Linked DNA regions of Homo sapiens: region 2 is linked to region 1. Evidence: read pairs that join two places in POLR2A ChIA-PET (ENCODE). Cell type or tissue: PC-3. All regions are shown on one strand. Links, peaks and the distances in the headings refer to the core of each region. The heading gives the core; the rest is flanking DNA. Region 1 has its middle 240 kb from the start of KLF5. Region 2 has its middle 37 kb from the start of KLF5.

Evidence for each region. ChIA-PET counts read pairs that join two places held together with the same protein. Peaks named below come from ENCODE experiments on the same cell type or tissue, not always from the same donor. Only the 100,000 strongest peaks of a DNase experiment are listed, where the experiment ranks them.
Region 2: POLR2A ChIA-PET joins it to region 1 with 5 read pairs; 2 of 35 experiments call an interaction of 5 or more read pairs at or near these places.

Annotation. Positions count from the first base shown.
Region 1 is chr13:73,293,085-73,297,482 of GRCh38, forward strand. No RefSeq gene overlaps it. Among named protein-coding and RNA genes, the nearest start is that of KLF5, 240 kb to the left of the region's middle. In PC-3, for the core only: no CTCF peak of the experiment used is centred there; no DNase peak of the experiment used is centred there.
Region 2 is chr13:73,093,841-73,098,238 of GRCh38, forward strand. No RefSeq gene overlaps it. Among named protein-coding and RNA genes, the nearest start is that of KLF5, 37 kb to the left of the region's middle. In PC-3, for the core only: no CTCF peak of the experiment used is centred there; a DNase peak (open chromatin) is centred at 2,541; H3K27ac peaks cover 1,068 bases.

The sequences.
Region 1 (4,398 bases), core at 86-4,085:
CCCAAGCTAGTTTTGAACCCCTGGCTTCAAGAGGTGTTCTGACTTCAGCCTTTCAAAATACTGGGATAACAGGTGTGAACCATTGTGCTCAGCCTATCTCCTATATACTTTAAATAATCTCCAGGTTACTTAACATACCTAATACAAATGCCTACATATCATTTCATTCATGTGGATTCAGTGTAGTACTTAGTGCATGGCAAATTCAAGTTTTGCTTTCTGGAACTTTGTGGAATAATCCCCCTTCTACCAAATACTTTCAGTCCATGGTTGTCTGAATCCATGGATGGGGAAACCATGGATAGAAGGGCTGACCGTAGTTCCCCTCCCACCTTACTTCAACACTTCTCTTTGATAAATAAAGACCAGCTTACATTTTTTTGCTGTGATTAATTTTTCCCTTTTTACTCTGATCCATGTTGCTTACTTATAAAATTATGTGATGGTAATGAAGATATTTCCCATTTCCACCTGTAACTCTTATGGAATTTAATATTGAAAGTTAGATAAAAATGTGAGGCACTTTAGGCTACTTAGCAGAAATGTGCATATTCTTGAGATCAAAAAAAGAAAGAAAGAAAAAGGACAATCATGGAGAAAAGTCAAAGAGTAAATATCTACCATTTTTTCCCAATCACATCATGTTTATAAATTTAAATGTGTCTAACAATGAACACACGATTTTAAGGAGATATATAAGAAATAGCTCTGATGAAGCCAAATAACACAGGCTTGTTATTGTTCCCGTCACCACAGTTTGAAAGGTGTGGCAGGAGAAAGCGAACAGAGAATCTCAAATGAAACACAATATTGATATTTGGCATGCTCAGATGATTTTCCACCCAAAGATATGAAATCACTTTACCCACAGTCATTACGCCTCCCCACCAGCCCTTGGTACCGCCGGGAGGTCAGTGGAGGTTGACTTTGGCATCTCCAGACTCCCCATGCTGTACCCCTTTGCCTTTGTGATGCCGCTCTCATGATTCCTCAAAGTCGGTTTAATGACCACCTGCCATAAAGCACTTGCCATTGACTTAAGAAAGCAGATTCCCAGGCTCCATGCTGATCTATTGAATCAGACTATCTGTGAGTAGAATGTAGCAATCTGCATTTTAAACAGATTTATGACCTGTACATTGAGCTTTGAAAACTACTGAGCTGGCTGGGCATGGTGGCTCATGCCTGTAATCCTAGCACTTTGGGAGGCTGAGGTGGGGTGGGGTTGCTTGAGTCCAGGAGATCAAGGCTGCAGTGAGCCATGATTGCACCACTGTACTGGCGACAGTACAGTGTCTGCCTGGGCAACAGAGCAAGACACTGTCTCAAAAACAAAACAAAACAGAAAACTCCTGACTTATAAAATATAAAGCTCCTTACTTATAAAATTATGTGATGGTAATGAAAATATTTCCCATTTCCACCTGTAACTCTTATGGAATTTAATGTTGAAAGTTAGATAAAAAATATGAGGTGCTTTGGGCTACTTAGCAGATAATAACAACCACTCCAGCCTCCCAGAGTTTTGTGTTTTTCTATCTGACAAATCCACTCTTTTGGAGTGTACAGAGCAGATGTGATTTAATGTAAGTGCTCACCAATGATATAACAAAAGCTTCTCTTTGTTTTTTCTATTAATTTAAAATTTTTTTTTTTATGCAGGGTCTCACTCCGTCACCCAGGCTGGAGTGTAGTGGTGCTATCATGGCTCACTGCAGCCTCCACGTCTGGGGCTCAAGCGATAGTCCCACCTCAGCCTCCTGAGTAGCTAGGACTACAGGCACGTGCCACCATGCCTGGCTAATTTCTTAAATATTTTGTAGAGACTAGGTCTCACTATGTTTCCCAGACTATTTTTGAACTTCTGAGCTCACGTGATTCTCCTGCCTTGGCCTCCCAAAGTGCTGTGATTATAGGCGTGCCTACCATACATATATATTTTATGATTAAAAAAAATTTTTTTTTGTAGAGATCTTTTGTAGGGGTCTTGCTATGTTGCCCAGGCTGGTCTCAAACTCCTGGTCTCAAGTGATCCTCCTACATTGGCCTCCCAAAGTGCTGGGATTACAGGTGTAAGCCACCATGCCTGGCCCAGAATATACTCTCTTTACTGGTGCTGTGATACCTGGTAAGCTCAAAGCAAACTCTGTTAATTGAGGACATCCCAAGTCTCATTTTTAAATATTTGAGCTCAAATATTTGAGCTTAATTTTGTTTATGTTTATTGTCTTTTGCCCTCCATTCAAATTAGCTTTCTTTTCAAATAATTTTATGGCAAAATTCTCTAATATGTCCATCTCAGTTTATAATTCTCTTGATTGTTGTACAAATTTTATGCCATAAAAGCATAGGCCTTTTCAATTTCTTTTTACCTTGTATAAAATATAAGTTTATTCAATAAAAAAGAAGCTCTATGAAAATATGCTCCAGAAAGGTAAGGCAGTCTAGAACACAATTACAAAATTTCACAATCAGATCTTGTATAAAAAATGGGGTAATCACTGAATATATTCATTTTCTCCTTGCTTTTGTAGGTATCAATTTCAATGCCTTCATATTCATAAGCTTTATTTCAATTTTGAAATTTGTGAAAAGCCTAAAAATTTGAAGATTTTTTGGTTCTTCACTGATTGACTGTTTTGTTTAAAGACTTTCTGCTGATTTCAAACAAAATACAACCAAAATTTAAAGGGTTCATTTACAATAAGCACAATACCATTGTAGAACACTTTGATTTACAAAGTAATATTTCAAGAAGATACTTCTAAACTCGTTTATGTCAGGCAGTAAAGAAATAATTTACTTCTATGCTGAAATACTTTTGATATTTAATTATTTAGTAGTCCAGTTACTTTCAGTAAATATGAAAATGTTTCCATTATGATCAGTATACTATTACACACTTTTGTATGCAATTTTGCTGCTCAAAAGAGTGACAGTAGTCTCTTTCTCTCTATTTTTTTTTTTTTTTTTTTGACGGAGTCTGGCTCTGTCAGGCTCTGTCACCCAGGCTGGAGGGCGGTGGCGTGATCTCGGCTCACTGGAGCCTCTGCTTCCCAGGTTCAAGTGATTCTCTTGCCTCAGTCTCCTGAGTAGCTGGGATTACAGGCGTGCACCACCATGCCCGGCTAATTTTTGTATTTTTAGTAGAGACAGGGTTTCACTATGTTGGCCAGGCTGGTCTTGAACTCCTGACCTCAAGTGATCCACTCGCCTCAGCCTCCCAAAGTGTTGGGATTACAGGCATGAGCCACCACGCCCAGCCATAGAACACACTTTTTAATCATGACACTATGCTCCACCAAAATTTGTTTCTGTATTATAATCACGAAAACAAATGATTTGATTTTTAATTTGAACTTTAACCGAATTTGCAATAATACTCACAATGATGTCAAGTATTTCATCCTTTACAGAATGACCCTCTAACAATGTCACTATATTCCATAGAATGAACTAAATAACTAAACCATTAATGGAATTAACTTTTTTTTTTTTTTTTGAGACAGAGTTTCCTTCTGTCACCCAGGCTAGAGTACATTGGCATGATCTCAGCTTACCGCAACCTCCACCTCCCTGGTTCAAGTGAATTTTGTGCCTCAGCTTCCTGAGTAGCTGGGGTTACAGGCATGCACCACCATGCCCAGCTAATTTTTTTTTAAATATTTTTAGTAGGGAAGTGGTTTCGCCATGTTGGTCAGGCTAGTCTAGAAATACCAGCTTCAAGCAATCCACCTGCCTTGGTCTCCCAAAGTGCTGGGATTATAGGCGTGAGCCACCACGCTCAGCCCTAACTTATTTGACTTTTTAATTTGGAGTATCTAATAGTACTGATATAAAACGAGCACCATTTTAATGTTTGCAAAACTCTTTTGCTAATGAAATCAACACATTATTAGTATCACTTCACTTTTCACAAATGTAAAAGAAAACTTGGAATGAAAATGGGCAAAATGTATTTATAAGAACATTTGATCAAAATGAAAAGTCGTGCCTCATAGAATGATATGCAAATGCATCTTCTGTAGCTACAGAGGTAAAATTGTTTTTGGGCATAGTCTTTTAAAACTCAGTATTTAACTCTTGCAATGGATGCTGATTTTTTTTTACTTATGTGTCTTCTGTTTTGGGCCCCCATGATAGACGTTAATGACAACAAACCTTTTGTGAAATTTGCATTCTGTGTTAATGTCAACAAACATTCTTCACTAAGTGTTTTCTGAGAAATGAAAATTCAGAACTTAATTTTTCATTGAACATGGCATTTTCATTATTTAGTTCATTGTTACCAAAAGAGTTTATTGAAAATTAGAAAGGGCTGTATCAAACAATAAAATAAATAAATAGATCTATGCTATTTAGATGCTTTAAGATAGGACTACTCTGTTTCCATTCCTT
Region 2 (4,398 bases), core at 203-4,202, 200 kb before region 1:
GGTTTACAGGAAGGGCCAGAGTCAGGGAAACCAGGAGCCTATTGAAAAACGTGAGAGAGCTGGGTGTGGTGAGAGGCCCAGGCTGGTTGGCTGATCCCTTGGCATTTTGGGAGGCCCAAGCTGGCGGATCCCTTGAGATCGACTGGAGCAACAAGAGGAAACCATCTCCACCAAAAGGAAAAAAAATAAAAGGGGGAAAGGTGATAAAGACATGAATTGGGCCGGGCGACGTGGCTCACGTCTGTAATCCCAGCACTTTGGGAGGCTGAGGTGGGTGGATCCTGAGGTCAGGAGTTCAAGACCTGCCTGACCAACATGGTGAAACCCCGTCTCTGCTAAAAATACAAAAAAAAAAAAAAAAAAAAAAAAAGCTGGGCGTGGTGGTGGGCACCTGTAATCCCAGCTACCTAGGAGGCTGAGGCAGGAGAATAGTTTGAACCCGGGAGGTGGAGGTTGCAGTGAGCTGAGATTGCACCACTGTATCCAGCCTGGGCAACAGAGCGAGACTCCATCTCAAAAAAGAAAAAAAGACATGAATTGACGCATCGTGAAAAAAACATTTCCCTTTACCTCTTTGACCAAGAGAAACTAAGTGAACTTTTCTTTTCTTTTTGAAACAGGGTCTCCTTCTGTCACCCAGGCTGGAGTGCAGTGGTGTACTCGGGTCACTAGAGCCTTGACTTCCTGGGGTCAAGGGATCCTCCCAGCTCAGCCTCCTGAGCAGCTAGGACTATCAACATGGCCATGATGTCCAGCTAAAATTTTTATATTATTTATTTATTTATTTATTTATTTAAAGGACAAGACAGTGGATAACATTTTTAAATTTAAAATCAACTATTTTTTTTTTTTTTTGTACAAACAGGTTTTCACTAAGTTGCCCAGGCTGGTGTTGAACTCCTGGGCTCAAGTGATCCTCCCACCTGGGCCTTCCAAAGGGCTGAGATTACAAGTGTGAGCCATTCTACCCAGTCTGAACTTTTCATTTAGCTTACCTTTTCTTTTTTTTTTTTTTTTTTTTTGAGACAGAGTCTCGCTGTCACCAAGGCTGGAGTACAGTGGCACAATCTTGGCTCACTGGAGGCTCTGCCCCCCGGGGTTCACGCCATTCTCCTGCCTCAGCCTCCCGCGTAGCTGGGACTACAGGGGCCCGCCACCTCGCCCGGCTAATTTTTTGTATTTTTAATAGAGACAGGGTTTCACCGTGTTAGCCAGGGTGGTCTCCATCTCCTGACCTCATGATCCGCCTGCCTTGGCCTCCCAAAGTGCTGGGATTACAGGCGTGAGCCACCGTGCCCGGCCAAAGCAACTACTTCATCTCCCCGTCGGGGAATCAGAATCCTGGAGCTTAAATGAGAAATTCCTAGATGCTCCATTCCTGATGTTCTTCTGTAAAATGAAGTTGGCCTTAAGTGCTTTAATTGCTTTTGGCTGATATCAGAGGTTTTCACTGGGTTATGTTTCTTTAAGGCAAGGACCATGCGTGGAGGGCCTTGAGCCCTGAGCACCTAAGCTTAGCACCTTAGAACGTGGCAGATGGGTGCTTATTAGATTTTTGTTGAAAAAATGCCTTCCAATTTTTTCATGTTTGATTTCATGGCTGTGCTGTAATTGCTCCCATGTTCTTAAACCCCTCTCATCCTCTTCATTCAGACAAACACAACCTGCTTTTCTGATGCTTACGCTTGGATGGGGTCCTTTCTCCAGCCTGTGGAGGCCTCTTTGTGTCACCAAATCATATTGTATATATATTTTTTATTTTTTAATTTTTATATATTTTTTGAGACAGAGTTTCACTCATCACCCAGGTTGGAGTACAGTGGCATGATCTCAGCTCACTGGAACCTCTGCCTCCAGGTTCAAGTGATTCTCCTGCCTTAGCCTCCCATGTAGCTGGGATTACAGGCATGCACCACCACACTTGGCTAATTTTTTGTTGTTGTTGTTGTTTTTCTTTTTGAGATGGAGTCTCACTCAGTCGCCCAGGCTGGAGTGCAGTGGTGTGATCTCAGCTCACTGCAACCTCTGCCTCCCGGGTTCAACAATTCTCCTGTCTCAGCCTCCCTAGTAGCTGGGACTACAGAAGCCTGCCACAACTCCCAGCTAACTTTTGTATTTTTAGTAGAGACAGGGTTTCACCATACTGGTCAGGCTGGTCTCAAACTCCTGACCTTAGGTGATCCATCTGCCTCAGCCTCCCAAAGTGCTGGGATTACAGGGGTGAGCCACCACACCTGGCCATATTGTATATTCTTTAAAACAACAACAAAAAAGCTCATTAGATTTTTCCCAGCTGAGTTCAACTCTTTGCCGTCTCCTATTTGTTTCTGACCACTCTACCAAAACCCACTTTAATCTAATAGCCAAGTGTTAAAGCTCCTCAGTTACTCAAAATCTACTTACTGGCAGATTGCAGGAGCCTTGGAGGAGGTAAGGTCTTGGCATTTTTTTAGTGAGTCTTGCCCTAGGTCCCTGGTTTCTAAATCTGGCCAGGTGTCATCATTGGAGGAACTAGTTAAACATCTGCATTCCTGGCACCATTCCAGCCTCGGTGACTCAGAATTTGGGGTGTGCTGCCCCCAGCCTCCAAAGAGTACAGCAGGAGCCTCAGGAATTTGAATTTTAACAAGTGTTCCAGGCAATTCTGATACCTGGGCAGATAGTCCAAACATTTAGTGTAAATTCCTTCCAGGGTCGGCAAAGGGACAAGGGAGAAGGATGAGTTCAAATTTTGGCAGAGATTGGGAGTGAGTCTGACTATCCGTCCATGTTGTCTATGTATTTTTACTCTTCTCTTTAGAGCCTACATTTTCCTCCCTGCCTTCCACGGTTGACTTGTAGACTGACTCTAAAGGACAAGGACTTGCTACTTCATTGGTATCAGAAGCAGGAATTTCTATGAAAATGAATAGACCTGAATTCTTTTATCTTACAATCCTGGAATTGTTAGGAATCTTAAAGGTCACTTAGTGATCTTATTTAGTGGGACACCTTAGATATCCAAAGGACAAGCAATGACATCAAGATTAGCAACTCACATAATTGTGGTGAGCCACCCAGGGCAGGCCTTCCCTGAGGCTTCCAGCCTGAAGTCTCCAGCACTGCGAGCGGAGAGATCAGAAAGTCAGGAGTAGGCCTACGCTGGGAGAGAAGCAGGGGGCTGCGCACAGGAAAATGAAGGGAGATCAGATGGTATATGGAGAGCAAAGAGGGAGTGGAAGAGGAATGTGGGTGAGAACAATCTTCCAGTGCACTCAAACACAAAGGAATTCACTTACTTACTCCCCAAACACCTGCGAATTATCTCCTTAGAACCTGATCTGATGCTAACCACAGGTCTTGCCCTCAAGGAGCTCTCAATCTAGTGGGATAGACAAATACCCATGACAATAGAGAGTGATAAGTCTAACAATAGAGGCAGACTCCAGGAGTAAGGTAAGAATATGTGCAAACACACCAGCCCCAAGGGTTTGTGGAGCCCTTAGAATTTATTTACAGTATTGGATATAACGGCAACATTAAAATATGCAAGCTAGCCAGGCACAGGTGGCTCATGCCTGTAATCCCAGCAGTTTGGGGTGCTGAGCCAGAAGGATCCTTTGAGCCCAAGAGTTTGAGATCAGCCTAAGTAACATAATGAGACCCTGTCTCTACAAAAACTAAAAAAATTAGCGTGGCATGGTGGCAAATCCACCTCAGGAGGTTTGAGGTGGGCCCAGAAATTTGAGGCTGCAATGAATTATGATCTATGATCAGGCCACTGCACTCCAGCCTGTGCAACAGAGTGAGACCCTGTCTCTAAAAAACAAAATAAATACAAAATAAATACAAAATAAAATACATGAGCTAAACAGAAAGACTATATCCAGTTGTTTTTAGAATCGTTTTAAACTTTTTTGTTTGTTTGTTTCAGCCAGAGTCTCTCCCTGTTGCTCAGGCTGGAGTATGGTGGCTCGATTCGACTCACCACAACCTCCGCCTCCCAGGTTCAAGTGATTCTCCTGCCTCAGCCACCCCAGTAGCTGGGATTACAAGTGCGTGCCACCATGCCCGGCTAATTTTTGTATTTTTAGTAGAGATGGGGTTTCATCATGTTGGCCAGGCTGGTCTCCAACTCCTGACCTCAAGTGATCCTCCAGCCTTGGCCTCCCAAATGGTGAGATTACAGGTGTGAGCCACTGTGCCTGGCCTATTTTAAACTTTTTAAATGTTAAATAGAGCATTGCTAGTAAAACAAACAAACAAAAAAAACAACAGCAACAACAACAAAAAACAGAAAATAATCAACTTTCTGGTAATATCTGAACTTGAACCAGATGTTATGAAGAAATGGCTATCGGCTGGGTGCGGTAGCTCATGACTGTAATCCCAACACTTTGGGAGGCTGAGGCGGGTGGA